4 separate regions of the Homo sapiens genome follow, and all the other regions are linked to region 2. A link is a loop called in an ENCODE intact Hi-C map of the cell type or tissue named here. Cell type or tissue: A673. All regions are shown on one strand. Each heading gives the region's core, and the rest is flanking DNA. Links, peaks and the distances in the headings are about the cores only. Region 1 overlaps NOS1AP (nitric oxide synthase 1 adaptor protein). Region 2 overlaps NOS1AP (nitric oxide synthase 1 adaptor protein). Region 3 overlaps ATF6 (activating transcription factor 6). Region 4 overlaps NOS1AP (nitric oxide synthase 1 adaptor protein).

Region 1 (7,938 bases), core at 943-5,942, 110 kb before region 2:
CACTACCCCTGGCTTAGGTCACCCTTACAGATGTGCCTCTTAAATATTTTTCAATCGTGTCTCTCCCTATTCCTTCCTACCAGTGCAGCCCCAGACTGTTGTGTTTCATAGACAGCTGCCGCAGTGCCCTCCAGACTGCCACCATGCCTTTGGCTGTGCCCTCCCACCATCCTCCACACTGCTGCCTGGCTCATCTGTATAAGGATGATTCTGTAGGCATTGTCCTACTTAAAACCATGTGGTGATTCCAGGCTTGAGTCTGAACTCAGAGCAAGGCACATGGCATTCTGCCTGGCACCTGAGGCCACAGCAGCATATTATAGGTCCGCTGTGCCTTGTGCCCTGAGTATGTCCTGTTGAGGCCACTTCTATTCCTCCTCTTCCTTCTACCTGGGAAGCACTCCCTTCCCATTGCGGCTGAAGCCTGTCTCTTCAAACCTCAGCCCAACTTCTGCTTATCTTCCAGAGCCTATTTGAGCTTTCATCCCTTCTAGAAGCTTTCCCTGATGTTGGCAGAGTAGTTTTCTCTTCTTTTGTGTTACCATTACACTCTAGAGAGACCTTTGTTTCTGCATGCATCACAGTGTATTTGTCTTTTTGAAGGCAGGGACTCTGACACTCATCTTGACAGCAAAGGGGTGAATTACTCAACTGTCAATTCTTTTGTAAAATGGACAATGTCAACCCTGTTAGAAGTAAATGCAATAATGGGTGTCACGTCCTTAGCACCGTGCCTGGCCCATAGTATATACCCAGTGGACACCTGTACCTCCTCTCCACATCCCTGTTGCATGGTGACTGGGCCCAGAAGGCAGCTAGAATTGGCAACTCAAGCCCTTTTGGTCAGGATCCTTTGCTGGGTGGAAGCTCCTCGCCTACTAATGCGGGTGCCCTGTGGCTGAATCTGGTGAATCCATCAGGTCCAGGTTGAAAACTACTGAGCAGAGCCCTGCTGCCTCTGGGTATTCTGTTCACCACCCAGCCCTTTTGCATTTAATGAATGTAAAAAATAATGGGGCAGCTGCTGTTCCTTACTCTCTCTTCCTGCTGCACTAAGTCTCTGCCTCCCTGGAGAGGCATTTAACCGCACGAAGGTTTATGGTGGAAATGACAAATTGCTTCTTCACAACGAGCTCACCCTGCTTTCTAACCAGTTGGAATCACCCTTGTTCATGTAATATTAGCAATTTACCTGTCTCCTTAACCACTAACCATCCTGAGAGGATTTGGCATTCTTTGCAGCTGTTAATCCTCTCATCACCTGAGGGCTTATTAAATAGGTGGAGTGTACATCTAGCCTTTCTCCTACAGTGAACAGTCATTCATGATCTTTTCCTTTTTACTCAGCCTCTCTCCTCAGCTGCCTGAGCCCAGGATAAGGCAGGGTCCTCCCCTCTAGAGGCCACAGCGGAGAGAGCTGGGCTCTGGACCGGGGAGTCCCCGGTTTGACTCCTTGCTTGGTCAGGACTTCCTCAACATAATCGCCTGGCCCTGGTGCCAGGGTGGTTGTGGGGCTGAGGGAGGTGCCTGTGCAGCCCATTTCCCTGTGGAGGTCAGTTGCCCCTTTCCTTTCCCTTCATCAGGCTCAGGCCATCCTTGGGGCAGCCCTGCTATCTGAGGGGGTCTCTCCCGAGCCGCTAAGACATAGTCCTCATTCATATTGGGTGTTGTTGACAATCATCCCATCCTCTGCTGCTTCATTTTGTGACTTGTGGACCCAAGTGGGTCTTTGTTTATCCTGATCCAGGAGAGCTGGGAAGGGAGACAGTTTGAATTGCTCCGGGCATATGTTACTTGTTAATATTTTAAAATTTGACTTGTTGCAGTTTTTCAGAGGTATTAATCTAAAAGCCATTTCATGGAAAAAAGCAACAAGGAACTGGTTTTATTTCTTTTAGGTGACACTAATAACCAAACATGAGACACATCAGAATTTAAGTGGCTAGTCAAAAAAAAAAAAAAATACCAGTGAAAATAGCAAGTCTACATTGATGTTAGTTGTTATATAACAGGCGCTGTTCTAAGCGTTTTGCCTGTAGCAACTCACTGAATCCTCATAATTACTTTATGAAGAGGAGATTCAGTAACCTGGTCACATAGGCAATGAATGGCCAGGATTCGGGCTCTAAAACTGGGTCTCCTGACCACGACGATCCCTCTCTAGGGCTGATGGAGATCATCACTAAATCACCTCCTTTGGGATTCTCTGCTCGTTGGAAATGGAGTGTTACCTGCAGAGTACTGCTGTGACCTCTCCTTTAGGCCTCTCTGTGCAGAGACTGCAGTAGTCTGTGTTAGTGCTGTCCTGTTGAAGCTGGTCCACACTTTTCTGGACTTCTGGTTGAGCCAGTCTGCTCAGATACGAACTTCCAAACGAACCTGTTTCTCTTTGGTCCTCAGCCAGGCTTTGTGACATCAGCTGCTACAGCTGTGGAAACAGTTGATAAACAGGGTCAGGCTGCTCAGAGGGAGAATGTGGCAGTAGGGTCCCTGGCAAGGGTTGCCTGCTCACTTGGAAGGGCAAAGGCCTAGAAATCCACGCGCAATTGATGCACAAGCTGTCATTGTGCTGAGGCTTGTGGGCAGGGGGGTGTGTTTCTCTTTCCTTCTCCCCTTTTCTTCCTCTCTTTCCCTTGCTCTCTTTCTTTCTTCCTCCTTCCCTTCCTCTTTCCTTCCTCCCTTTCTTTCTCCTTTGAAAAACTAAGATGAGGTCCTGGTAAAGATAGTACATAGAAGAGAGGCTTCAAGCCTCAAAAAGTTATTTCGATAATATAGTAAGTCACTGCTCCTTATTAAATAAGAGGCCTAAGGGGCTGAGGTGGTGAGGGATTGAAGTGAAGTCTGGCTTGGTTCAGGCCTGAATACCCAAACCAGGCCAGCTTTGGGTTGGGTTGGCTCTGCCTGGCATGAGGAGACATCCAAGGATTCCGTCTCCCTCAGAGAGCCATGCTGGGAAATCTTCTAAGCATTGGACTTTGAGGTTAAAATAAAGAGTCTTGCACCCTTGGCGGGGATTTCTGAAAGATTGATGGGATTCTAACTGCCTAACAGTTCCATTTCCAGATGAGCGCCCTCCGTGCATGGGCTTTGCAGCAGCTCTCTGCCTTTCCTTGCCAAATGACCCTATTTGATCTGGAGCCCTGGCTTGACTTTTCTCTTCAGCATCTGCTGTTTTCTGACCAATCCCACACCTTCCCCTGGTTTTCTCTTTTACAGAAATCCTTTCTTCCAACTTGATTAGATTTCTTTGTTGGCTTGCACATCTGGTCTTCATTTAGTAGGGATGACACTTAATTGAAGTAAGAGTTTGGCTGCCTTTAAATTTAACAACTGCACCCTGCTGGGGGTGCTAATGAGGAGTCAGTAGCTGAATTGTTTATTGAAAGAGATCATATTGATTTGTGATTTTCACTTAAGAAATGCATTCCCATACACCCCTGCATTTAGTTGCTTAGCTGGGCACTCAGACAGCTGCTTTAAGAATCCAGTACCCTTGTCTCTGGAGAGGCGTTTCTCCTCAGTGTGCATGCAGTACTACTGTATGCACGTGGCATGTGTCCATCTGTCCTCACAGAGGAGACTGTGCATTGGTAGAGCTGGAGGGCTCCTGTTGTCCACCCAGCATGCCACTTTGAACCAGCTCCTAAAGCATGAGGTCCATCATGTCTCTATTCAAAAACTTTCAGTGGCTCCTCATTGCCTGTGAATGAAATATGGAATCTCAGCGGGCGGTCAGGGGCCTCCCAGTCTGGCTTCACTGTGCCTGTCCAACTCATTTCCTATGATTGCCATGCAGAAACCCAGTTCTCTGGCCACACCGAATTTCTTACAATCTTCCCATTCACTTGGCCATTCTGCCTTTATGTTTTTCACTTTCTCTGGAATTTCCTCCCTCCCTTTCCTGCCTGTATGGTCTCAGTTCTTCAAAGCCCATTTCAAATGAAAACCTTTGCTACGAAATCTTCCCTGATTCCTCTCACCTATAGTGCACCCCTTTGAACTCAGACACCCTCTCTGTATTTCTCTTCAGGTATTTTAGCTCACTTTATGTTATAATTGTTTTTATGATTGTTGTTTATTCTTATTCAACAGAGTCACTACCTGAGAGCAGTGACCTTGTGTTGGTCACATGTGTCCCCTGAAGGATACAGCTCAGTGCTTGGGGTAGTAATAATTGATATTCTTGAGTGCTCACTACATGCCAGTTCTATTCTAAGCACTATACATGTATTCATCTTGGTTGATCCTCACAAAAGCCCTTGGAGGGAGGTACTGTTATTAGCCCCATTTTACAGATAAGGTAACTGAGATCTAGGCTGAGTAACTTGTCTAAGGCTACCCAGGTAGCAAGCAGCAGAGCTGGGGGTCCACCTGGGCCTTCTGAATCCAGGCTCTCAACTAGTAAGCCACATGGCTTCTTTCATTAGGTACTTGCTCAATACATATCTATCAAGAAAAGTTGTACTGAAGTTAAGAGATATAGGGGAGCAGGAATAGGTTAGTTTAAAAACAAGGAGAGGGAAGAAGAGAAGGAAATTAGAATGGGCCAGTAGGAAAAGAAAAGAAAGGAGAAGTGCTAAGAAACCAAGGAACAGGCCAGGCGCGGTGGCTCACGCCTGTAATCCCAGCACCTTGGGAGGCTGAGGCATGTAAATCACTTGAGGTCAGAAGTTCGAGACAGCCTGACCAACATGGAGAAACCCTGTCTCGACTAAAAATACAAAAACTAAAAATACAAAAATTAGCCGGATATGGTGGTGTGCACCTGTAGTCCCACACTCAAGAGGCTGAGGCAGGAGAATCGCTTGAACCAGGGAGGCGGAGGTTGCAGTGAGCTGAGATTGTGCCATTGCACTCTAACCTGGGCAACAAAGAGTGAAACTCCATCTCAAAAAAAAAAAAAGAAAAGAAACCAAGGAACAGAAGAGACAGGCAGCTAAACGGGTGGAGCTCATCCTGCAGGGAGGCTTGGGGTTCATGCTTTTGGATTTGGGGTGGGGTCCAGGGCCTCTGGGATGCCAACATGCTGGGGAAGACACAGGGGCTGTTGGTCACTGTACTTGGATCCCAGCACACTCAGCATTGTTGCTGCAAATACTCCAAGTGTGACTCAAGGCTTTTACCCAAAGGGATGGAGCGGGAGGGTGCAGAGATCAAGATCCTCATGCTCCTTTTCTGGGAAGGAACCTGAGGCATGAAAAGGTTGTGGCTTGCTCTGGATCCCACAGGGCAGCAGTTCTGGCTAGAATTCAGGTCGTTTGTTCTTTCTGCTTTAATTTCCTGCTTTATAAGGAATGGCACATGACTTTCTCTCCCCTTGCTGTTATTGGAAAGGGTTATGTAACCCTGGTGTCATGGGGCTGCTCATCATGGTCTTGTATTCTGCCTGCATCTCCTAGATCGTATGTCTCCCTGCCTCAACTGCTTCCACTTTGGTCCAGTTCTCAGCCATCTCTTCCTGCCTCAGTGGCTGGCTTCTTCCTGTGCTTTACTTCTGTACTGGTCTTCACTCCTGCTAAAGTTGCATTGTCTAATCTTTGTCTCAGCCATCCCCACCCCTGAACTTGGAGCCTTTGGGGACTAAGGATCCTGTAAGTGAGCTCTTAGGCCCTCACCCTTTATTAAGGTCTTTCATCAGGCTCTCCAGCCTCTCTTTCTGAACTCATCTCCTCTCACCTAACTTCCCAGTTTGGGCCTCCACTCTTCTCTGGAGAGTTCTTTTCATCTAGTGGCATCTCTTCTCTCTTGTCATGCTTCTCCTCATGGCCATAGAACAACCAGCTGTGCCAGCCTCTCTCCTTTCATGGAATCTCCCTGTGCAATAAAGGAAAGCTGAGGACATTCTCCCATACCACCCTTTTTAGGCCATATATTTCCTCCTTAAGCCACCTTAACCCGTTAAATGGAAAGGTGTCATTCCCAAGAAAGCCACTTAGCAGCCCCAAGGTTGGGGCTTCAGCCAGTGAGATGCTTGATGGTATTAGATGGGAAGATGCTGAGTTGCTCAGTGGGAGAAACTTCCCCAGGCCTTACTCAGCCTACCCACTATCTTTTACCCATCACCAGTAAGACCTCTCTGTAAAGCAAACCAGAAGTCCAAGTTCAGATGAACCCATGACGGGTTGTGGGGAGAGGGACAAGAGGAGACCCAAGCACCCACCAGTAAATGGCAACTAAAGAGGAAACTTGTTGAGCCTATACTGGAGAAGAACACATCTTAAATTTTCACATTTTGTGGGTGGTAGGGTAGCTGTAGCAGTAGAAACATACATTATGAGCATCTTGGCTTTGTCTGAATTTTGAGAAATGGCAGTCACAGAGACTCTTCTATATGCATATCATCCCTTGACACAAAAGAATGGCTATCCCAGTCTGGAGTGGGGGATGTGGGCCTGTGAATGGGTGTGCCCCAAGTCCACATGATGGCTTTGCTATTGAAACCCTCTAGATGGCCATGACTCTGTGTTGCCAAATTACTTAACATTGCAAACTAGTGGCCTACAGGAATAATCTTGATGAGGCGGGTGGTTTAAGTGGAATGTCAGCAGGTGGTCATTGGAGATTATTGTCATATATCACTATTTTCTGTGACCCAGCCAACTCTTTGGTATATGTATGTGCTTTCCCTTCTGTCAGGTGAGGAAAGGTTTTTTTTGTTGTTGTTTGTTTTTGTTTGTTTGTTTGTTTGTTTTCATCTCAAGGTTTTGCATAGATTAACCAATGGATGGTCATGAATCATTTAAATATGAATCATTTAAATAACTATGCTGATGTTGAGACTGAGCCTTGAGATTCTGCTATTCAGGCAGCAAACTTCTCTGCCTGCTAGTTGAGTGTTATTCTTAACCAAACACAAGTTCACCCTTGCTCAATAGGAGGTTTTTTTTTTGTGATGGGGTCTCAGTCTGTCACCCAGGCTGGAGTGTAGTGGCGCAATCTTGGCTCATTGCAACCTTTGCTTCCCAGGCTCAAGTGATCCTCCCACTGCACACTGCAGCCCCCTGAGTAGCTAGGACCACAGGTGGGTGCTACCATGCCCAGCTAATTTTTTGTGTATGTTGATGCAAAAGTTATTGCGTTTTTGCCTTTGAAAATAATGGCAAAAAGCGCAATTACTTTTGCACCCGTCTAATATTTTTGACGGGGTTTCACCAGGTTGCCCAGGCTGGTCCTGATCTCAGGTGATCTGCCTGCCTCAGCCTCCCAAAGTGCTGGAAATATAGGTGTGAGCCACCACAGCTGTCCTCCACTCTCCTCCATTTATTAAATAGGATTCCCTATTTAATAAGTGGTGCTGGGAAAACTGGCTAGCCATATGTAGAAAGCTGAAACTGGATCCCTTCCTTACACCTTATACAAAAATTAATTCAAGATGGATTAAAGACTTACATGTTAGACCTAAAACCATAAAAACCCTAGAAGAAAACCTAGGCAATACCATTCAGGGCATAGGCATGGGCAAGGACTTCATGTCTAAAACACCAAAAGCAATGGCAACAAAAGCCAAAATTGACAAATGGGATCCAATTAAACTAAAGAGCTTCTGCACGCAAAAGAAACTACCATCAGAGTGAACAGGCAACCTACAGAATGGGAGAAAATTTTTGCAACCTACTCATCTGACAGCTAATATCCAGAATCTACAATGAACTCAAACAGATTTACAAGAAAAAAACAAACAACCCCATCAACAAGTGGGCGAAGGATATGAACAGGCACTTCTCAAAAGAAGACATTTATGCAGCCAAAAGACACATGAAAAAATGCTCACTGGCCATCAGAGAAATGCAAATCAAAACCACAATGAGATACCATCTCACACCAGTTAGAATGGCAATCATTAAAAAGTCAGGAAACAACAGGTGCTAGAGAGGATGTGGAGAAGTAGGAACACTTTTACACTGTTGGTGGGACTGTAAACTAGTTCAACCATTGTGG
Region 2 (7,938 bases), core at 1,583-6,582:
TTGGTTCAGTGTTGCTATGGGCAGAAGAGCTGAGACTGGGGTGAGACTTTTGCTCTGAGAAACTAGGCTGAAAAATTATTTCTGCCCGTTGAAATGTTAGAGTTCTATATCTTGAGCCCCAGAGCCTACAGAGACGTGTCTGGGCCTCACTGCAGCTCCCATTATTCCATTATTCCTCCAATAATGGAATAATAACCTCCCATAGGGATTGAGTTACCAGACTGAGTTGACCATGACTTGGTACCATAGCAGCTGGATGACCTTCATGGGTGTCCATTGCCCTAGCTTAGTGACCCTACCAGTGCCTGGACTGGCTGTGTATAGGCTGGAGGGGACTCTGTGTCTGGGAAGACTTCCCTTATCTTCTGAAGCCAGTATGAGATTCTCCTGGCCTGCTCTGCAGGACAACTCTGGAAGCCCTTGTTCTTTTTTTTTTTTTTTTTTTTTGAGACGGAGTCTGGCTCTGTAGCCCCGACTGGAGTGCAGTGGCGCGATCTCGGCTCACTGCAAGCTCCGCCTCCCGGGTTCACGCCATTCTCCTGCCTCAGCCTCCTGAGTAGCTGGGACTACAGGCGCCCGCCACCACACCCGGCTAATTTTTTTTGTATTTTTAGTAGAGACAGGGTTTCACTGTGTTAGCCAGGATGGTCTCGATCTCCTGACCTCGTGATCCACCCACCTCGGCCTCCCGAAGTGCTGGTATTACAGGCGTGAGCCACCGCGCCCGGCCGAAGCCTCTGTTCTTGACCTGGGAACAGTTAGTTCAGAATTGTCTCTGTGCTTTGCACTGCAGTGGAGAGGGTATCCCTCACATTCAGTCTGTGCTAACCTTGGAGGCCTGGGGGCAAGGTTTTCATTCACTCCACCTGAGGAGGAGGAGTTTGGGAAGCATCTCCTATCCTGACACTTCATCCAGCCCAAAGGACTTTAATTTTCATTTTATTTTTAAAATTAACAGTAAAATTGATTTTGGGGGTATAGTATTATGAATTTATGTGTCTGTATAGATTCATGTAACCTTCACCCCAATCAAGGTAGAGATACTTTCAAGTTTTGTGTGTATCAGTAGTTCATTCCTTTTTATTTGTTAAAAATTTGTTTTACATTTCAACCAATTCCCCTCTAACTTTCTGTAACAATACTGTATCACACATGAACTGCTTATTTTCCTTTTTATTTTTGAGTAGTATTCTATTATATGGATATACCACAATTTGCTTATCCATTCACCCTGTGGAAGGATATTTGAGTCGTTTCTAATTTTGGTAATTATAATAGAGCTGTTAAACATTCATGTACAGGTCTTTGTGGGAACATAACTTTCCCTTTCTCTAGGGTAAACACTTAGCTGAGGTAATGCTGGGTCATATGGTAAGTGTATGTTTAACGTTCTAAGAGACTGCTAAATTAGTTTTGGCTGTGCTATTTTCCATTCCTTCAGCAATGCGTGAGAAGTCCAGTGGCTCTGCATCCTCCCCGGTGTTTGGCGTCTGTTGTGCTGGACCCTGTTGACTTCAGTAGGGATGGCACCAGGTTCAAGAGGCCGGAGGAGAGACCCAGAACCGGTGAACAAAACATGTGGTTTATTTGGGGGAACTTACAGAGACGGTCCAGTGGCTGCAGGCTGGAGAGGAGAATGATAACCGCCTGTAAAAAGCATGCAGTTTATATAGCACCCTCACTTGGCACACTTCCCTCAGCAACCTGCATGTGGCAACCCTAATTTCTTGTTATTTCTGTCAGGTGCATCTACCATACAGTGTTTAGTTGTTGTTTTAATTTTATCTATTCTAATATGTATATAGTGGGATCTTACTGTGGTTTTAATTTGCATTTCCCTAACAGCTAATGATATTGAACATCTTTTCATGGGAGGCCATTATTCCAGACTTGGGTGAATACCCTATTGTCTTAGGGAGCTGTAATCAGGTCTGAGTGTGTTTCAATAGGCCCTGGAGCTCAAGATTCAGACTTTAAAAATCCCAGTGGGCAGATATAATTTTTTAGCCTTGTTTCCTAGGCATGAGCCTCACCTGTCTCAATTCCTCCTGTTAGACAAAAACACTGAACCAACTACCAAAACTTGTTGGTTTCTTTACATGTGTTTATTTGCTTTCAATATATCCCCTTTAATCAAGTGTCCATTTGAGTCATTTGCCCATTTTTTACTTCGGGTGTTGTCTACAGCTGTTGAGATTTGAGAGTTCTTTATATGAATGTATTCTGGATACAAATCTTTTGTCAGGTGTCCTATTTGCAAGCATTTTTTCCCAGTCTATTACTTGTCTTTTCATTCACTTAAAACTGGCTTCCACGGAGCAAGTTTAATTTTATGAAGTTCAATTAATCAGTTTTTTATTTTTTATGGATCATGCTTTTGGTATCATATGTAGAAGTTCTATATAAACCCAGGTCACAAAGTTTTTTGTTGTCGTTGTTGTTTCTGTTTTGTTTTTTGTTTTTGATACGGAGTCTCACTCTGTCACCCAGGCTGGAGTGCAGTTGTACGATCTTGGCTCTGCAACCTCTGCCTCCTGGGTTCCAGCGATTCTCTTGCCTCAGCCTCCTGAGTAGCTGGGACTATAGGCATGCTCCATCACACCCGGCTAATTTTTGTATTTTTAATAGAGATGGGGTTTCACCATGTTGGCCAGGCTGGTCTTGAACTCCTGACCTCAGGTGATCTGCCTACCATTTTCTTCTAAAAGTTTTATAGTTTTACACTTAAGCCTGTGATGCACTTTGAATTATTTCTGGCATAAGGTATGAGGTTTATTTTCATGTTCATTTTGGTTTTTTGCCTGATCTGGTCACATCTCACTCTCAGTAGTTCATTCTCTTTCCCTGTCAAGTTTGACTTTAGATTTCCATCATAGTTGGAGGGGGAAACCTGCCTCACATCACAGATTGTTTTTCCTATGGGAAAATAATCCCAGGATTAGGATTTTGCAGTTTGTAGTGGGGGCTTCTTCCCATTTTCATCCTCGTTTCTGAATAGTCACCTTGCTCTGCTTTGGATCCATGTTCAAATCTCATCTGTCTTCGGGGGCCCTCCCACGCATTTCAGTCTCTATCCAGTAGACTCCTTCCTGCACTCTGGATGTCACAGTGGTTGTGCTTGGTAATGCCACATGCTTTAATAGAGCGGAGACAGAAAATTCAGAGGGAACTCAAATGAGGTAAGGCAGGAGTTGGCAAACCATGGCTCATGGATCAACTCTGGCCCACTGAGCGCCTTTATAAATAAAGCTTTATTGGAACATAGCTGCACTCATTTATCTCTGTATTGTCTATGGCTGTTTTTGTGCTGGAGCAAGAGAGTTGCATAGTTGCAACAAAGATCACATAGCTCTCAGAACATAAAATATTTACCACTTTATCTTTTACAGAAAAAAATTTACTGACCCTCGGAGTCAAGGCTGGTACTGGGGATGAGTTGGGTTATGGCACTTTGCTATGGTGAAAACAGTCCTGCAGAAAACAGTGCTCTTCCTACATAAACCATCCTGGCATCTCTTCACCCAAGTTCATTTGTTGTCATAGAAATTTGGACGACGTAATGTCTGGTGCAGCTTTGGAGTTACCTATGGTGATGGGCTGGAAGAGAAGATGAGATGGAATAGAGATCATGTGGTGCATCAGTCAGTCCCAGTGAAGAACGGGGAGACGCAGGGAATCAGGAGTGACTTGATGACCAGCACTGACTTCTTAGTTTCTATGGTCTGCTAAACCTCACTCTACTTTAGTGGACCTCAGTCTTAGCTGCTCATGAGAATCACCTGGGTAGCTTAAAAAAAAAAAAAAAAGCCCAATGTCCAGGCTGCACTCTAGACCAATTACATCAAAACTTCTGGGGGTGGGATCCAGACACCAGTATTTTTTAAGTTTCCCAGTTGGCTCTAGTTTACAGCCCAGGCTGGGAACCATGGTTCCACTTTACAATCCCATAACCCCGAGGAAATATTGCCACCTACTGACAGTAGATAATTATTATGCCTTGAAAGAAGTCAATAACTTCAGATTCCCCTCCATTCTGGGAACTTGTGTATTGGTTACTGTATTTATATCATTTATGTATGAGAGTTGTATGTTAGAGTTTGATTTGGGGCCATCTTAAGGTGGTTGTTCCTGAGAAACACCTCATGTCTCAATTTTTATGTAACTCAGAATATTGACATATATAATTGGTAGGAATCATTGAATGTTAGCACTGAAAGAAACCTTAGAGATGGTTAGTTCACAAAGCTGACATATCCAAATACCTTTTGGACTTACATACTGTGGTTCTGGCTCCTTGCTTCTCAAAGTGTGGTCTGTGGACCAGTAGTGTCAGCATCATCTGAGACTACGCTAGAAATAAAGAACCCTTGGCTCTCCCCAGACCTGCAGAATGGCCTATAAATTAACAAGGTCCCTGAGTGATTTATATGGACCTTCAAGTTTGAGAAGCACCAGTTTAGAGAATCATATAAGTGGAATCTTCTGGGTGTAGCTTCCAGTTTTATTGTAAGAAACTACTTTTCAAAGAGAGCTGCCAGTATTCTGTTAGAGGCTGAATGATTGCTCGACAGAGACAACACTGTGACTTCGAGAGCCCTCCAAATTCTGATTTTATTATTTTCCTCCTCCTTCTCAAATAGTTTCTTCAGTATCTCTCAAGAATTACCTTCTTCATCATACCTTTCATTATACCACGAATATTCACTGGGGCCATCAGTTCTGCCTACTGTAGTTTCTCTCTTCCCAGCCACCTTACATCTGGAACTTGTATTATCCTAATGGATGAATGCAAGCACAGGTTTTCCAAATTTACCCTTATCTCTTGCTCATCATGTTAGAAAGTCTAAGCTCACCCTAAGCGTACTATGGGGAAATTCAACGGGTAGAAGACTTGGGAGAGCATAGGAAAAGCAGTCCCACATGAATGGCTGTGTGACCCCCACATCCTGTCTAGCTCCTATTACCTGATTCTCCAGTGCAAGATAGACTTTTTCAATGTATAACACATTCTTGTGTTCACCTGTGCTGGCATTGGTGAAAACATTGCTACCTTTTCCAGGCAAGGGATTTAGGGACCACTTCCTTATTCTGCTTCTCAGTCTATATAGTGATTTCATCCAGATATTTTCTTTATTCTTACTATGCAGTGCTTGATACATGTCTCTAGTCTTTCCTAGATTTCTCATTTACAGTGTCTCTTCTTCCTGATTCCTTAGTGCTGTTGCCAAGATTATGTTCAGGATTTGCACCTCTATTTTTCACTCTTTTTAAAACCCTTAAGCACCCTCCTACTTTCTATGCAAAACTATAGTAACTTCTTTTCCATTTTAGAACTTTCCCCATCTGTCTGCATCCTTTCTGCCTTCCATCCTCTTCCCTTGCTTCTGGGATTGACCTGGCCTCACCAAATGCCTTCATTTCTATGTTGGTATACATTTGCCCCACCTTCCTCAAGTGTGCCTGCCCATCTAACTCTTCCTACAAGAGCTATGAAGGTTCATATCACATTGAGTCATGTTTAGAGCTGGGAAGGTGTAATCTAACCCAATACCCTGGCTTCACAGAAGGGAAGAATTATACCCTTCTGTAGGGTAGGTGGCTTGCTCAAGGTCACGTAGCTAAGAATGTGAATACTTGCTGTGAAATAGCATTACTATTCAGTGTAGCTTCTTTGACTTCATAATACTTCATGCAAATTGTTTAACCTAACTTCACAAGGTAAGTGTGGGATGTGTGTGGCAGATAGTGAGAGGTGCTGGGAGGTTTATTAAACATGATTGATTACCTTCTTTTCAAGAGAGGTAAATTGAGCCCTAGAAAGACAAAAGGATTCATCATTTGTCTCATACCCACTTTTGGTCTGAGGCAGAAAACCGTAAATCCTTGATTCATGACTCTTCTAAATACTAGGAAACGTTTACTCCTTCTACGTGTGTGTGTGTGTGTGTGTGTGTGTGTGTGTGTGTGTGTGTGTGTGTAGATATGAATCATACTGTGGTAACAGTGTTATCTCTGCCCCACTCCTCTGCAAGACTATTTATTGCTGCATAATGGATGTGTATATTTTGGGGTACATGTGATAATTTGATACATTCATATAGATTGTAACGATCAAATCAGGGTGACTGGGACATTCATCACCTTAAATAAGTACCTTTGCTTTCTGCCAGGAACGTTGTTTAATGTCTCTAGTCTTCCTACTTACATCATATATTAACCATTTAGAGGAGTTTAGAGGACAGTCTAGGCTAGATATTAGTGGAGAATGATAGAATTGACCGGAGTAGGGTTTATACTGTTGTATTTTTATCTTGCCATCCACCTCTGTCTCTTTTTTTACTTAAAGAAGAGAAGATTCTAATACTTGTTTTTAACATGCTGTGAGAGATATAGAGAAGAAAGCAGCTGAAAGCAGCAGATGATTGTTAGTACTGGTACTCATCTTGCTTCATAAATCAGCCCTTCAGGCCCCTTAATCATTTAGGTTGTTGTTCAGCTACCCGTGACCTGTCAGCATGCTCCTGGTCAGAGAAAAGTGATGGCTGTATTCCCGGGGCTATCTCGTCTCCTCTCTACAGGGAGCAACCGCCACTTGGAGCTCCCCTGAGTACACAGTCCGAGATTGCTTGCACTTGAGGCTGCCGCTGCCTTCCATGCCAGGGCCTGTTTGACTTGCCCTATGCCATCATGCTGGTCTCCTGACACTGTGGAAATGCAGCCTCCTCACAGAACATCTGTGTGTGCATGAACCGCTCTTCCACCTTCTCAACGTTCCAAACAGCAACGAGCTTGAATATTTCCTGCCCCAAAGCCCTCCTTAAGTTCAGAAGGTCTCTTTACCATGTTTTTCTGTCCTCACTGGTATTTCATACCCTTCCCACGTTATTGACATGTGTCCCTGGGTGTGGAATGTTCCTGGTCCTGTGAAGTTAATTTCCAATATGTTCTTATTTCTCTTCTTGCTTTCTGTTATAAAATGGGGTTTGTGTGCTCATGAGACAGCTCATTAACCATGTATTGAATGAATGGAGGAATGAATGAATGAATTTTATTTCCTGGAGCCATGATTCTGAGCTACTAAAAGACACAAGTGTTGGGGAACATAACAAGCACAGAGCCAAGAGTCAGGAGATGTAGGTTCCAGATATGGGTTTTCTGCTAATGAACCTGGGAAGTCTCTTATCATCCCTGGGCACTGGTTTCTTCATCTATAAGATGAAAAGCTTGGTCAACCCTGGTGGCCTCAAACATTTCAAATACAAAGTTTCCTCTATAAATTTTTTAATGAACTATTTCAGGCTGGGTGCAGTGGCTAATGTCTGTAATCCTAACACTTTGGGAGGCCGAGGTGGGAGGATTGCTTGAGTCCAGGAGTTTGAGATCAGCCTGGGCAGCATAGCAAAACTCTGTTTCTATTTAAATAAATAATAAAGAAATATTTCAGATGTAAAAAATGTATGAAAGGTAAAGTATGAATACCTAATGCTTAGCACTCTGTGGAATTTCCTCCCAAAGTAATACTTTTTATTTTATTAGCTTTTGATTTAGAAAATGGATGACAACAACTAGCAATAGCACTTTCATAAGAATCTATCTTGTTACAAGAATAGCTATACTTAAAAAATAGTACATATATGATTAAGACACATTGATTAGTTTATGGCAATTCTTAATGCAAATAAAAATGTATAATAATCCTTGCTTTTGTGGCCCAAAGTAGTGTTTCTGAATAGCATGGTCTACATTACCATGTGCATTTTAAAAAACGCCAACTTTTGGCCGTACTTCTGATCTGCTGAATAAACATTTCTAAAGCCTGGGCCTGTGATTCTGCCTTTTTATCAAGTATTCCAAATGGGATTTAGAACTTGAGTTTTAGATCTCCTTGGTCTACAAAGTAGGATGATACTTCATTTCTATATAATGACAATGAATATT
Region 3 (7,938 bases), core at 1,509-6,508, 480 kb before region 2:
TTGTTTTGGTTTTTTGATCCCACAAATAAGTGAGAACATGTGATGTTTGTCTTTCTGTGCCTGGCTTGAAATATTTATTTTTTATTATGTTTTCTAAGTGTATATTAATACAATATTTTCAAGTCAAATTTTTTTTTCAGTGGATTGTTACATGTGCTTCAAGTATATAGCATATTACCTTGCTAAAAGGCACGCTGTCTCTTTTGTTTTAATGTTTTTTAAATTTCTTCTTTTAGTGTAATTATACTAGAATTACAGAAAAAGCAGGTATCTATTTTTTATCCTGACTTTAATTGTAATGCATTCAGCATTGGACTTGGCTGTATAATTACTGATAGCTTTTTAATGTTAAGAAAGTATTCCTCGGATCCTTGTTTTCTAGGATTTTATTGAGGAATACTTGTCGAATATTATCAAATACCTTTTAAGCATCAAAGGCCGTGAAGATAATAGTCTCCTCCCGTGTTACCTTGTACTCTTTGGTTTCTTGGAAATGTATTTTAATACACTCTACATATTGCTCAGCTTACATGCTGAGTAGGTGTTAAGGATGAAGGAAGATGCAATTGTCACTTGTCACTCTCACCAGTGAGACTGAGAGCATTTCTTTCTCCCATATCCTCTCAAGGTCATTTAAATTTTTTTTTATGATAAAAAAAGTTTAAATTTGCCTTTGACTACCATTTGCGTTTCCTTTTCAGTGAAATGGCTGTTCCTGCCTTTTGTCTATTTTTCGCAAATATTTTCTACCAATATATATCTTTTAACTTTGTTTATGGTCTAGTTTTTATTGTTAAATAGTTTACTTATTATTTGTTCAAATCTATTTCTTCTTCCTTTGTGGCTTCTGTGTGTTCTGACTTAAGAGGGTCTGCAACACCCTGAGAGTAAACAAGTATTCTCTTAAATTTTATTTTTATATTATAATCTTATAGATTATTTTGAAGATGTTATGAAGTAGAGATTATGTCTATTGCGTGATCATGCATGCCATCTTTTCTGTCTGAATTGAATTGCTACTTCTATGTTGTTTCTTTATTCTAACAAAATGAGATAGATTCACTGAATATTAAAAGACTTTGGGAAAATGCGAATGTTATCTTTATGTATCTCAATCATTATGAATTCACCTACTAAATTAAAGAAAATAGCACTGTTGGCTGGGTGGGGTGGTTCACGCCTGTAATCCCAGCACGTTGGGAGGCTGAGGTGGGTGGACCATATGAGGTCAGGAGTTTTAGAGCAGCCCAGCCAACATGGTGAAACCCCCTCTCTACCAGAAATACAAAAACTTAGCAAGGCGTGGTGGCACACATCTGTGGTTGTAGCTACTCGGGAGGCTAAGGCAGGAGAATTGCTTGAACTGGGGAGGCAGAGGTTGCAGTGAGCTGAGATTGCGTCACTGCACTCCAGCTTGGGCAACAGAGTGAGACTCTGTCTCAACAACAACAACAACAACAACAACAACAACAACAACAAAGCACTGCTCCATTCATGCATCTTTCTTTTACAACATTTGGAACAAAGGCAGTATTACAAAATAGAAAACAGAAAAGAATACAAATAAAATTATTTTGCTTTTGATATTCTTTTAAGACCAAATAAGAGAGATTATGGAGAAAGGATATTGGCATTTTAACTGCAACCTTATACTGATACTGAATGTTTGTATGACTACGAACCAAGTTTTATATGTGTGTGTGTGTGTGTGTGTCTCTGTGTGTGTGTGTGTGTCTCTGTGTGTGTGTGTGTGTGTGTGTGTGTAGTTTGTAGGAAGAAATGTAGCAACAGATCAATGATTCATATCTTTAACAGGATGGCATAGACTTACTCTGCATTTTGAGTTATTTTTCCTTTGGTATAGATGGATCATGCTGATAGTCACTTATTACTTAATATATATATACAGTTTCTAATATACCTTTCCTTTGAAGTTACCCTGAAGTGTTTTTCTGTTTATATGTGGGTCTCCTCCTTTTCTATGCAATTTGCTGCTTAAGGATTATACTCATTAATTTTTGTTTTTATTATGCTACAGGAGGAGTTGGATTTGTCTTCTAGTTCTCAGATGTCTCCCCTTTCCTTATATGGTGAAAACTCTAATAGTCTCTCTTCAGCGGAGCCACTGAAGGAAGATAAGCCTGTCACTGGTCCTAGGAACAAGACTGGTATTACTCTATCTCCTAACTTCTGTTATTTCTATTTCAGATTGAGCTTAGGTTCCATTTCTTAAAAGAAAATGCTGGATTAAATTTATGTTTATTAGGCTGGCTTGCTGTTTTTTAATTGGTGGACCTATATTGTTTGTTGTGAGTGATTACCGTGGAGAGGAAAGGGGAGAAATAATCTTTGGTTGTCTCTGTCTTTACAGGTGAAAGATACTTTAAAATAGACTCAGACCCCACCATCTTCAGGAGAGATTTCAAAGTTTCAGTTAAAGATAACTGAATGGAGCTATGACATTTGTTACCTCATTAATCTCTGGGTGTTATCCCGTGATTTTAGCAATTCTCCTTTACCAGTTAGTGTGTCCCATTCCCAAAACTGCAGCTTGGTTAGAAAAGGAGGTAACAGTTTAAGTACTTTTCTTCAGTTCATTCAGGTATATGTACTGTAGCTATGCTTAAACTCCAGTTAAAGATTGTTAATCGAAGTTAAGATAATGTGTAGAGAAAGGTGTGTGATAGAATCTGTTTTTTAGGGCTTGCGTAATTGCTTTCACATTGACTTGTGGTTTGTCTGGTTTTTCTCCAGAAAATGGACTGACTCCAAAGAAAAAAATTCAGGTGAATTCAAAACCTTCAATTCAGCCCAAGCCTTTATTGCTTCCAGCAGCACCCAAGACTCAAACAAACTCCAGTGTTCCAGCAAAAACCATCATTATTCAGACAGTACCAACGCTTATGCCATTGGCAAAGCAGCAACCAATTATCAGTTTACAACCTGCACCCACTAAAGGTACCTGAGCAGAATTTAAGGCTGTGTAAATTTATTTGGAGGGCAGTAAGGGTTGTGTCATATGATTTGTTTTAATTCAGGTTATAATTTCTGAGCACGTGCTGTTTGTCAGGAATGTCTTTGGTTATGAGGACGTTGCAGAGATGACTAATGTGTGGTTCCTGTCATAACAAGGGATATAGCTCTCCAGACCAGTTACATCTGATGGTTATTTTGAAAATCTGGGACACTTTCTTGGTGCCATTTTATTCTGGTGGATAAAATACAGGAACACAAATTTTAAGCTAGTTGAAGGCAGAGTTCAGGTCAGCCAGATTTTTGTGGCTGTGAACTTTTTTTGTTTTGAAGGAATATTTAAAATAATAGGGTCCATTTCAGGTGTGTTATAGCAATAGAATCACACCCTTAATCTCTGAGGAGGCTGCATGGTTTAGTAAACAGTATATTGACCTGGTCATGAGGAGACCTGAACTCTGCTTTCAACTAGCTAAGAATTTGTGTGTTTCGTATTTTATCCACCAGATGGCCTCATACACTTGTGATTCTATGAGAGGTTTATGTCATTATTGAAAGAAGTTCAAGTCTGAGGATTTGGTACTATTCAGATATGGGAGTCATTTCCGTATGGAGATCTCTTAGGTAGATTAGTCATCATTGTACTCATACTGATATCTGTATACACTGGGTACAAGAAAACTTTTGCAGCATTCTTATCTCTGGATTTAGTTTGTTGGCACCAGATATGACTAGGCGATAATGGGGTATGGGTTGTAAATAAACACCAATGTTACATTTGTACTGTATCTCCAATTGTGAATAGGTAGCTCGTTTTTTGGAGCATAGTTTTAATGAGGGTAAATTTGATAAATTTAATTTCCAGATACTCTTTTAGCTTTGTTCTATTACATGGTCATAGACAATATGACATTGATAAAAAGAAGACCTAGATGAGAGAATGGATGAATCAGTGAAAATTCATCCATCAGTCCCACCAAAAATAAACAGACAAACAAACAAACAAAAACCAGTTTGAAATGCCTGCTCTCTCAGTACAAAGTCAGAACTGCTGCCTTTTCCATCTGAAAAGTAGCATTCCTATAGAATAGGTATTCTTGTGATTTATAAATGTGTATTAAGGGTTCATGAACTCCTTGAAACAAAATGCAGGATTTAATGTATGTTCATATGTGGATTATTCTAGGGATAGTCTCCAAAACTTTCATTAGGATCTCATAAGGATCTGTGCCTTCCCAAAGGCTAAGAATTTAAACTAATGAAGAACCTCATTGTAGTTCCCATAAGCTATTAAAATACGTCTATACAAAAAGTCTGACATTAATATGACTAGCGTATAAAGCAGGGGTATTCCTAAGAATTTGCCCTTAGCAGATCATTGACTATGTTTGAGTGATGGAAGATCTTACCTATAATAAGAAGACAAACTGTTCTTTTCTGAGCAGTTTATCAGTTCCAGAAACCTGAATTACACATTATTTGAAACTTCAATACTTTCCTGTCATCTGAAGACTATAGTTATTTTTTTGTGAGCATGTGCTAATATGAGGAACTGCACCTTGCCTGTTTTTTTTCTTTTATTTGAGACAGAGTCTCGCTGTGTTGCCAGGCTGGAGTGCAGTGGTGTGATCTTGGCTCACTGCAACTTCCACCTCCTGGGTTCAAGTGATTCTCCTGCTTCAGCCTCCAGAGTAGCTGGGACTACAGGCACGTGCCACCATGCCCAGCTAATTTTTATATTTTTAGTAGAGACAGGGTTTCACCATGTCGGCCAGGATGGTCTTGATCTCTTGACCTCGTAATCGCCTGCCTCGGCCTCCCAAAGTGCTGGGATTACAGGTGTGAGCCACCGCGCCTGGTGCCTTGTCTGTTTTTATAGTACAATCTAAATAGGTGGTATTATTATAATAACATACAGATTTAAAGTATGTTTTTCATTTATTTGAGAATGGGGAGGAAGAAGGGAAGTATGGGCAAGACATTATACAGTTAATCATGTTAATACTAGTAGTAAATATGTTACCATTGAAAAAGAAGAGGTAATTTCCACAGGTTTAAGACTGAGATTCTCTAGCTTGGAATGTAAAACTCTTCACAATTTGGCTCTAGTTTAGTTTTTTGTTTTTTTGTTATTGTTGTTTGTTTGTTTTTAATAGAGACAGGATCTCACTATATTGCTCAGTCTGGTCTCGAATTCTTGGGCTCAAGGGATCTACCCACCTTGATCTCCCAAAGCTCTGGGATTAAGGCGTGAGCCACCATGCCTGGCCTCCTAGTTTAGTTTTCGAACTTTATAATATTACTCTTTTCTATAAATCCCTTCTTCTAGCTCAACTAATCTGTCATTGTCCTTTGAATTCTCTTGTTTTTCCTAGTTTTTTGGCTCACCATTTTCTACCAACCAGCAACAACTTATGCCTACTTCTACTTCTCAGTCCTCCATGTCCTTTAAGACTGTTTTGAGTAGTGTAGATGAGAGATAATGAAAGCCTGGAATATCAATGAAAGTGGAGAACCAGGATGAAGAGTAGAGATGTTAAAAGTGTAGAATCTTAGAGATTGGTAATTGGATTGTGTAGAAGGAGGCTGAACGATAGAGAGGAAGGTGTCTAGGATGACTTCCGTTTTTCTATCTTGGGGCTTTTTGGGTAGATGATGGCGAAAATTATTGAAATGGGAGACAGAGGTAAAATATGTTGCCCAGATCACTCTGCTAATAAGAAGTGGAGCCAGAACTTGAGCCCAGGTGGTCTGGCTCGGAGTCTATGTGAATAATCACTATACTGTATCGCCTTAAAAAAAAAATGACAGATGTATTCCTTGCTCTCAAGAATTCTACACTTTAATTGGGGGATTAAATTCACATAAACAGTTAAATAACAGTCACTGTGATAACTAATAAATTAATAACTCATGCAGTGCCCTTATGGAAGCTATTATTATATAGAAAAGGAGATTAATAATAATAATAATTGCATTTAAGTTCTTACTATGTGCCAGACACTCTTCTAAGTGCTTAAGTGCATTATCTTATTTCAAATAATATTTACACATTATTTGAAACTTCAGTATGTTTCTATGATTTATGGTGATGGGTTGTGATATCTCCATTTTTTAGATGAGAACGCTAAGTACAGATTATTTGCCCTAAGTCACACACCGATGCTGTTTCAGACAAAGTAGGCATTCAATAAATGTTTGATACATAGTTTAAAATCTTTGAAGAAAGTTTAAAAGAAAGAACTATCAAAATCAGTGAGTTACACATAGTCAAAAAAATATATGGCATTGAATCCAGCCATGTTCCGTTAAGGGGGATTTGCATGTAATGCCAGAGAGGATTTTGAGCATGCTAAAATGGATAAACAGCCTTTGGAATGTCCTTTTTAACTGTTTCCACACTAGGAACAGTAGTAACTATGTTCAGCTGCTATTTAAGGCCCCAAACAATTCTTTGCATTGTAGTTTGTGGCCTGGTCAGCATTTACCAAGTCACCATGAGAGTTTTTTGTTCTTTCACTTGAACATATTGTCATAGAAATTTAGTTGTTTCCCCTCATTCTGTGTTGAACCCAAACATGCCTAGAATATTTAGAGTATCCCTGATTTAGCTGCTGGGTAATTTGAGGATAGTTGGGTACTCTGGGATGAAAAGGCTTGATACAATATGGGAAAAAAAGGAAGCAGCAGTGGCTTGGTAGGACTCAAGCCACATTTGGCCTTGCCTTGGTATTCTTCCATCTCCTTTGTGTGATGCGGTCGTCTCAGCAAGGAGACAGTGGTAATTACACAATTGGTAGTACAGATTTGGATTATTTTTCTTAATTAGTTTAAGAAATATTACAAAGCCCTCTGTACATGTTATCTGCTAGGGCTTTAAATCTGTAACTGTAGCTAGAAATAGGATTCTTTCTTATAAGTTGCCTAATTCATTATATTTACACCTCTTCTGTTCTTTAAAATAGTCCCAAAGTTCCCTGAACAGTGTTTAATTTTGGGGAGGGATCTTTTAATCATAATTTTAAACTCAGAGGATGTAGAACATGGCTTCCTATAATACTCTTCTCAAAGTATTGGTTTAAGTCAGTGGTTCTCAGTCTGTATATTGTGGACCCTGGGATGTGGGTGATGGGGGTAGTAGCTTTATGGCATTTTGCAAAGCATCTGCAAATCCATACTTGAAGCAAGCATTTTCTGTAGACCAAATAATTTATTTCATATATCTTTGTACAGCTCTTCAAATTTTTATAGCTATACTTCTGACTAATAAACTCCAAGTTCATTTTAAATCTTCACTAAATTCTTAGCAGCCTTTTTCCATCATGTATTTTCTCAGTACACAGAAGCTGAAAGGACAACCTTGATGGTTTTGGGTGACCAGGATATTATTTTATATTAAAAGAGAGCCCTTATATTCAGGAGCCTTTGGGGAGAGACTATGGGTTTTCTAGGTGTAGAATTATATCATCTGTGTGAGAGATGGTTTGACTTCCTCTCTTCATATTTGGATGCCTTTTATTTCTTTCTTTTGCCTGATTGCTCTGGCTATGACTTGAGCACTTGGGAATTCTTGTTTTTTGGTTTTTTTTTTCACATTATGATAAATATATATTTTCATAGTGCCAGATTTACTGTAATTTCTTATTGTTATTAAAACCTAACACTTGGTCATATGCTATTTACTTTATGTGTTTCTAATTTTTATTTGCGTATTTGGCCTAAGCATGTTTATATCTGCTTCTGAGTAATTTCTGCATTTTATATGTTTTTACTTCATAAAAGATGGAGGCCACCTCAAAACAAATTAGGCATCAAAGGAACATACCTCAAAATAATAAGAACCATCTATAGCAAGTCCACAGCCAACATTGTAATGAGTGGGCAAGAGCTGGAAGTACATTCCCTTTGAGAACCAGAACAAGACAAGGATGTCCCTCTCACCACTCATATTCAACATAGTGCTGG
Region 4 (7,938 bases), core at 1,732-6,731, 130 kb before region 2:
CCTGACCGACATCCGTAATTTTTTGACTTTTTAACAAAAGCCATTCTGATTGGTGTGAGATGGTATCTCACTGTGGTTTCGATTCGCATTTCTCTAGTGATGATGAGCATTTTTTTACATTTGTTGGCCTTGTGTATGTCTTCTTTTGAGAAGTGTCTATTCATGTTCTTTGCCTACGTTTTATTGGATTTGTTTTTTTGCTTATTGATTTAAGTTATTAAGCCTTTGTCGGATGCAAAGTTTGCAAATATTTACTACCATTCTGTAGGTTGTTTGTTTACAGTCTCTTTTATTCTTGCCTCCTTATCTTTGGCAAATAGAAAGTGTTCTGTAATTTTTAAAAAAGGAATGGAGCTTCAATGTGAAATACTAGGTGCTTTCCCTACATGGTCTCATTTAATCACACTGGTAATCTTGCAAAATTTCACTTCATAAATGATGAAGCTGAGGTGCTGGGAGGTTGACCAGATGGCTCAAATTCATAGAGCAGCTAGAAAGTGGTGCAGCTGGAATTGGAACCAATGAGACTTTTCATGTGATTCTAATATATATTTTTATTTTTAGAGCATTGGCTTTGAAGCCAGGATACCTGGGTCATAGCCTCTCTCACTTTGATTCTGTAACTTAGTGACCTTGAGCAAGACTCCTGATCATTGAACATTAGTCAGTCCTGCCTTGTTGGAGTAAAACAAGATGTGGGGCCAAAAGACCTTGGAGCTACTTTCTAGTGCTGATGTCTCTCTTCCCTCTTTGTTTCTGGGAAAATCTGTCCTCATCATCCATGTGTGCCCCTCACCTCCGTCTCCTTTCACTGATCGCCCTTGTGTACTCTTTTCTCTTTGACTTCTCTGATTATTTTGTGGCTTTTCTTGCTCTCTTTCTTTCCACCTTTTGGTTAGAGGAACTAATGCCGGGACTTAATTTCTCAGACTTTCTACTTCCCTTTAGCTTACTTGGATTACCTTATCTGAAAAATCATTGCAAAAATAGTTGCTGTTTTGTGATGCTGCTGCCGATGTTAATGAGAATGATTAATTCCTCTGCTATGAGGACTGTTGGGTGGATCACCATAGGAAGTTGGGTAATATGATGGAGTCTTTATAGTGCAGGAGGAGTGGGACTGCCTGAAGGCAGGTAAAGAACTAGAAAACATCTTAAAATTTCTTGCTTAAAAACAGGAAAAGCTATCATTTGTCCATTCATTTGTTTGGTGGGCCAAGCTTTGTACTGGGCGCTCAGGATACAGTGGTGACAACAACAGTTATACCTTGGAGCTACCAATGCAGTCTAGTTTGGAGAGACACAGTTAATCTAAGAAACAGATATTAACTCACAACTCTGATAAGTGGAACCAGGTATAACAGGGAGAACTAACTTAGATGTAGAGCTGACAGAAGATCTAAATGCCAATCACTTCATATGTATTATTTTATTTAATCTTTACAGTGGCTCTGTAAGGAAGATGGATAGAATGACAAGAGTGGACATCCTTATCTCGTTCCTGATCTTAAAGGAAAAACATTCAGTCTTTCACCATTAAATAGGACGTGGGTTTTTGTAGAAGCCCTTTATTAGTTTGAGGAAGTTCCTTTCTATCCATAATTTGGTGTGCGTGTGTTTCTGCGTGTGTGTGTGTTTAAATCATGAAAGGGTATGAAAGGGTATTGGATTTTGTCAAATGTGGGGTTTTTTTTGTCTGTTGAGATGAACATATGGTCATATGTTGAACTAACCTTTTATTCTTGGTGTACATTCTACTTGATCATTGTGTATGATCCTTTTTGTATGTTGCCGAATTTGTCTTGCTAGTACTTCCTTGAGGATTTGAGGACAGGCATTGTTAAAGGCGAAAGCATGTGTAGCATATTGTCATCTTTCTTTCTGCTAACAGTGTAGGAAGTTTTAGAAAAATCCTAAAAATCAGCTTCAAGGACTCAAAAGGTGTAGTATTAATAGTAGTCTGGAGCCATTCCTTGCAGGGTCGTTGCTGACTTGTAACTTACACGTTAAGTGATGTATGTAAAGGTTATTCTGGCTTATAGAGACTCGATTGTTAGGACAGCGTGGAATATATTTTAGAGAGATTTCTAATCAAGAGAGTTTAAAATATAGAAAACTTTATATTTAAGTGGGGAACATGCCAGTTATCTGGAAATTTTACTCATTTGTGGGGTTTCATTCAGCAGTGAGGCTGACAAATGATTAATGACTGCACTGCAGACCCCACATTCCCAACTCCAGGAAGGCTTTTCCTGGTCGCAACTTGCTCAGTCGGAGGCAAATGTGACAGGGTGTTTACCTCAAACTGAGCCCATCCCATGAGGTTCTGTGAGCAGTGTCATAGTTAGCCATTCCCTGATGAGGGGTGGCAGGTGGGGGTGTTTGCCAGTTGTCTCTGTGGTCTGGTCACTGGTAACACTCTGCTTGTGCCATTCACCACTTCCGTCTTCACTCCTCTTTGATTCTGTTGAGACTAATTTCTTGATTCTGCCCTTCCATTTACTCTGGCATTTTAGATCACCTCACTCTGTGTACAGTTATTAGTCTATGAGAATTCAAGGAGGCTATTATGGTAAAGCTACAAATTCTGTACCTTCAGGATCTTCTTGGCTCACAAAGCAAGAACATGATAATACAAAGAATATTATCTCCTTATGATTTTATAATATTTTCTAAACTATAAAACTTTGATCTGCATTATCTAATTTTGATTTGCAGTGGTGCAATCATGGCCCACTGTAGCCTTGACCTCCGGGGCTCAAGCGATCCTCCCACCATGGCCTCCTGATTAGCTGGCACTACAAGCGTGTACCACCACACCTGGCTAAATTTTTTCATTTTTATTTTTTATAGAGATAGGATCTTCCTATGTTGCCTAGGCTGGTCTTGTACTCTTGGGCTCAAGTGATCCCCCCACCTCGGCCTCTCAAAGTGCTGGGATTTCAGGAGTGAGCCATCATGTCTGGCCCATCTAATTTTGATTCTTATGACAACCCTGACATGTAGGTAGTACAGATACTAGGTACATTTCATGAATGAAACAGAGGCTTGGTGAGTTTAAGTACTTAGAATTTAGGAGGTGTAGGATGTTGGTGCTGCGCAAAGCTGAGTGCTTTCGTTCTTCATGTGAAGAATAAGGGATCTCTCTCTATTGTCATCTGACAGCCTTCTCATTTCTTCAGTTTACTGTTCTCCAGTAGTTGGATGACCATTTCCCTCCTTCGGTGTCATGGCACCATTTTTATTTATGTGCCTTTAATTCCATTCCCAAAGTCATTCAGATGAACCAAATAGGGATCCCCGTCCATTCCTTGTAAGTCTTGGTGCCCCACCATTTTTCACTGATGTGTTTTTGACCTTCTGACCATTTGGGTGTCCATACACAGGCATCCTCATCTAGCTCAAGTTGAGTTTAATGTAGTGAACCAGCCCTTGCTGGGGCATTGGCTTATGTTCATCCTGATTACTTATTTCCTACTGAAGTATTAGCATGGTGGTACAGGGTAGGGAGTCCTACACTGGTTCTGATTCTGCCACTCACAAGCTACGTTTTCATTCTTTCTCTGAGCCTTGATTTTCCCTTCTATAAAGTGAAGGGTTAGATCAAATCACATTCGAGGTCACTTAAACTCTGTCATTGGATCTGACTTCCTTATTGGTTTTCTGGTGTTCTTTGTTCACCTATCCATTCCTGGTTTACCTGATACAGGTGATGATTTTAATGATCATACAGCCTTTGTTAGTGTATCCCTTTGCCTCACACCATGTGTTGGACTTTCTTTTCTTTTCTTTTCTTTTCCCTAGGAGAAAATAACCTGCTGGCCAAGTCAGCATCCCAGGTAGGCATGGCAGAAAGTGCTGCCGGCCCAGGGTACAGCCCGGCCTCTGCCTCACACCTGCCTCTGTGACACGAGCCAGAGATTTTAATCACCAAGCTGAAGCTTTTATTCAGGAGCTGATAGTTGAAAGGCCAGAACAGTTTCTCTGTCTTCCTGCTTTTTTTCTCTCCTCTTTGCTGTACCCCTCAGATCCTCATAATAGAAATAATCAGGCCAACCCATCTAAGCTTTTGCTAATGGAGACTAAAAGAACTGAAAGACACAGCCTCCCCATGGGCACGCTGGTTGGATCGTTCTGTCTTACCCTCTGTCCCTTTTAGAGAATTGCATGGCATTAGCATAAAGACAAGTCATCGCAATCATTTTGCACCCAGCCCCTTAATGTTGAGGAGCAGGAAGGATTCTGCTGTGATCTCCGGCACATTCATCGGCCCCTGCTGAGCTACTGATCAATAGTGACACAGTTGCATCAGATGGCCTTCAAATAGTGCTTCCTTTTTCAGATGGGCTGGGAGAGAGAGGAAGAAATATAAGTGCCTCATTCCTCTTAGACTACAAATAAATGAAGACGTGGTGTGCAGCTGCATTTCAAGCATTTTGGAAGCTTTTCTGGTGTATGTGAGGGGTGGGTGGGGGGGTTGGCACTGAGGCTTCTCTCTTGATTGCAGTTGAGAGCAAGGATGCTGCTAAATGTCCACATGGGCGCTTTGAGTCCCTATCCCCACGTCCCTTACACCCTAGCACCTGGAGAGCCCCGAGCAAGCCTCACAAGTGGGGAGTGGGATACCCTGACGCAACTTTTCTCTTTTTCCTCCCCTCCCCCAGAGTATTTAGTAGGAGGTCACTGGCTGAGTGTGTGCCCCGGAATCTGGGGCCGCTCCTGCTGCTGCAGTTAATGCTGCTTTGTTCCATGCTAAATGAGGCGAGAACTTTCACCCTGGTCACATTCATAATCCCGCTCAGCAGGACGCTCAGCTGTGCACAAGAGCAGTTTCTGCAGGCAGGGAAGGGCTTTCCCTTTGGACAGTCCTTTGGAAAGCTCCTTTGGTTCTCTGTTTCTGGAAGCTATCAGTACAGAGGATAGGTTCAGGGACTAACTCAGATGGGCAATCTCAGCTGGGGGTTTCTAGGCACGACCAGGGTATCAGATTTCTTTATGCTTTTGTGTGTTTTGGAGAGAGGACACAGTATGACCAGGAGACCAGCGGGATATGAGGAGGTAGACAGGGAGACCAGACTGCATTTGGGACCCCCAAGGGAGAGAGTTTGGAAGAATGCAGGGGTCCTAGACTAGAAGCCAGGAGCTTGAGGGAGACTGAGCCCCTTCTCTGCCATCTGCTAACTGCTTTGGGCCTCACTGTCCTCTGTAAAAGAAGGGAGTTACCCCTGAAACTCACATGTTGTATCCTGTGTGCTGAGGCTGTAGAACTGAGCAGCTTCAGAAAGGAGATGAGAGCTGGGAGTGCAGCAGAGGCAGGGACCTTTACGTTATGCCTATTTCTGGGGGCCCTGTCCTTTCCTGCGGCCTTGCCTGCGCTAGCTAGTCACTGGGGCTTTTACAGACCCATAGCAGAAGATTCTGCTAGCCTCTTCTGAAGCATGTTTTCTTGTTCTTAATGATAGTTAACTTGGCTGGTCATAAATCCTAAATCTGCCTCCTCTGAGGTGGGGAGCAGTTAAAATCTCCACTTGATTTTCTTGTTTTTCCAACTGTCCCCTTCTGCTGGTTTCCTTGGAGTTTCCTGAGCACATGCACAGTTGGGGTCCTGAAGACCTGGCTGGGGTTTACACATGATTTTGGAGGCTTCCCCTCTGTGACTCCCTCCTGCCTGCCCTCTCTTTTAAGCTCCTCTGGCTGTCCCCGTCTCTGGTATCCAACTCCCCAGGGTGTCAGAGTGAGCTTTTCTGCCTGAGCTCCAGCCAGCCTGCACTGTGCCTGTGGGGTTGTGCTGCCAGACGAGATGCCCCACACCCAAGCCTCACCAAGAGCAGTTCCCTTCTTTCAAAGCTTGACTTCCCATAATCTCTGCCTGTTTTTTGTCTCTTTCCAGGGCTTTTAAAGTTACTATTATTATCTTAAACAATAGACTTTATTTTTTAGAGAAGTTTTAGGTTAAGAGAAAAATTGAGAGGCAAGGCCAGAGTTCTCATACATTCCTTATTATTAACATCTTACATTAGTATAGTACATTAGTTACAATTGATAAGCCAATATTGATACATTATTATGAACTAACATTCACAGTTTATATTGTGGTTCACTTTTTGTGTCCTGCGTTCTATGCAGAGCTATTTTTTCTATCTTGTTCAGAGTTCCTATTTGTTACTTGTGGGAGGCTTAGTCTGATACTAGCTACTCCAACTTTATCAGAAGCAGAATAATCTGATGCATTTATTTTTGATTGATAAATACAAGGCCGGGCGCGGTGGCTCATGCCTGTAATCCTAGCACTTTGGGAGGCTGAGGCAGGCGGATCACGAGGTCAGGAGATTGAGACCATCCTGGCTAACATGGTGAAACCCTGTCTCTATGAAAAATACAAAAAATTAGCCAGGTGGGGTGGTGGGCGCCTGGAGTCCCAGCTACTCTGGAGGCTGAGGCAGGAGAATGGAGTGAACCCGGGAGGCAGAGGTTGCAGTGAGCCTCTGAGATCGCACCACTGCACTCCAGCCTGGGCGACAGAGCGAGACTCCGTCTCAAAAAAAAAAAAAAAAAAAAAAGATAAATACATTTTTCCCTTGTCTCTGGAAGCACCTGACATAAACCTTGTGAATAAAAGGAGTTTCCAGAAGAAGGTGATGGTGATGGCAGAAAGTCTAACAAGTCTATGGATGGCAATTACATTGGTGAATGTTTCGAGCTTTCTGTCTTGCTGCTTTTCACATTATGATTCGTGTACCAGGGGCCACAACAGTAGAGTTGATTGGTGTCTTCAGAAGTTAATCTCCAGAAAATAGGGTGGAAGCCAGCAAGTGAAAGCACTTTATGAAATATTAACTTAGTACTGAGGCTGAGGTTGTCCAGAAACTTATAAAAAAATTTGAAGTCTTTCAGTTAACTTTATTTGCAGTTAGCTCCTGCTTATCTGGAAGATAAGATAGAACAGATACAGATAATCCCATATCTTGATTACCTATACAGTTTGCATCTTCTGTATAGTTTTTTTCTTTCTAGATGTTAATGAAAAAGAAGTAGGCCCTGGTATTTTTAAACTCCTTTACCTTATTTCCCCTTAAGCTCAGTGGTCAATGTTCTGAATAGAGGCCCTGTTTGATGTCTCACAGCAGGGATTCCTGGAAGGGGGGGATGCAGGAATGCTACAGAAGTCTTACAGAAGGCTAGGTGATTAAAAATCCACCAGCAGGAAGGTTTAACATACCACCCCTCTCGGTAAACCAGGAATTGCATGTGCTACTGTAAAAGCATCTGGCTTAGGTCCAATTGAAGTACCTGGATAAAAGTCAAGTAAGTTTTGCTGTGGGACTATACAGAGTGTAATGGAGGGCTGGAAGGAGCAGGCTGATGCCTCAGATGCCGGAACACCAGGCAGAATCCAGGACTCAGGATGCTCCTCAGAGGAGAGATTCTCCCATGGGCACTTGGGGTGAATCTGTGTTCATTTTTGGAGGATTCCACTCAGTCAAATGTATTTTGAGCATCTCCTGTGTACCTGGACCTGTGGGAGGCACGGTCAGCTAGTGATGACTAAAGCATGTTTTAGCTGTGTGTTCTAGACAGGAGAATTGCATGGAGGTATGGGAGTCCTCTCTAAGGGTATCTCACCTACCCTGGGGGTAAACAAAGGGGAAGTAGAGATTAAGCAGAAATCTACAGGATCACGAATGTTGGAAGATTAGGGGACGAGTGGGTAGAAGAGTATTCTGTGCACAGGGAGGAACATGTGTAGATGCCCTTGAATGTGAGAAGATACGGTGTGATTGAGGAACTTCTGAATAATTGGCAAGGCCACTGGTGTGAGATGAAGCTGGACCATGTGGCTATGTAGGCCATGCTGAGGATTTTGATTGCCATCTTTGAGCAAATGGAAGCAAGTGTGGGAGGTTCTTAAAGAAGGGAATAAGATGACCCAATTTGCTT

The links. Hi-C counts contacts between places; a loop is a spot of excess contacts. Peaks named below come from ENCODE experiments on the same cell type or tissue, not always from the same donor. Only the 100,000 strongest peaks of a DNase experiment are listed, where the experiment ranks them.
Region 1: a loop joins it to region 2, with 2.3 times the contacts of the local background. A loop is called at or near these places in 3 of 110 quality-filtered maps.
Region 3: it touches region 2 in a loop (6-fold over the local background); 14 of 110 quality-filtered maps call a loop at or near these places.
Region 4: a loop joins it to region 2, with 2.1 times the contacts of the local background. A loop is called at or near these places in 4 of 110 quality-filtered maps.

What each region holds. Positions count from the first base shown.
Region 1 is chr1:162,166,051-162,173,988 of GRCh38, forward strand. All of the region lies in intron 2 of NOS1AP (nitric oxide synthase 1 adaptor protein), which reads left to right. LOC105371475 (a long non-coding RNA gene) reads right to left here. Exons shown (of 4, transcript XR_007066699.1): 2 at 5,677-5,814; 3 at 2,232-2,428. Among named protein-coding and RNA genes, the nearest start is that of MIR4654, 13 kb to the left of the region's middle. In A673, for the core only: a CTCF peak has its summit at 3,343; DNase peaks (open chromatin) are centred at 1,051 and 3,321; H3K27ac peaks cover 3,601 bases.
Region 2 is chr1:162,272,735-162,280,672 of GRCh38, forward strand. All of the region lies in intron 2 of NOS1AP (nitric oxide synthase 1 adaptor protein), which reads left to right. Among named protein-coding and RNA genes, the nearest start is that of MIR556, 66 kb to the right of the region's middle. In A673, for the core only: a CTCF peak has its summit at 3,964 (motif pointing left); DNase peaks (open chromatin) are centred at 3,116 and 3,947; H3K27ac peaks cover 3,561 bases.
Region 3 is chr1:161,789,370-161,797,307 of GRCh38, forward strand. ATF6 (activating transcription factor 6) reads left to right here. Exons shown (of 16, transcript NM_007348.4): 5 at 2,039-2,168; 6 at 2,755-2,958. Among named protein-coding and RNA genes, the nearest start is that of ATF6, 27 kb to the left of the region's middle. In A673, for the core only: a CTCF peak has its summit at 3,457 (motif pointing right); a DNase peak (open chromatin) is centred at 3,512.
Region 4 is chr1:162,140,794-162,148,731 of GRCh38, forward strand. The region is part of intron 1 of NOS1AP (nitric oxide synthase 1 adaptor protein); the gene reads left to right. All of the region lies in intron 3 of LOC105371475 (a long non-coding RNA gene), which reads right to left. Among named protein-coding and RNA genes, the nearest start is that of MIR4654, 12 kb to the right of the region's middle. RefSeq lists enhancers at 4,062-4,776, 4,166-4,460. In A673, for the core only: no CTCF peak of the experiment used is centred there; DNase peaks (open chromatin) are centred at 4,238, 4,778, 5,308 and 5,718; H3K4me3 peaks cover 1,797 bases; H3K27ac peaks cover 4,494 bases.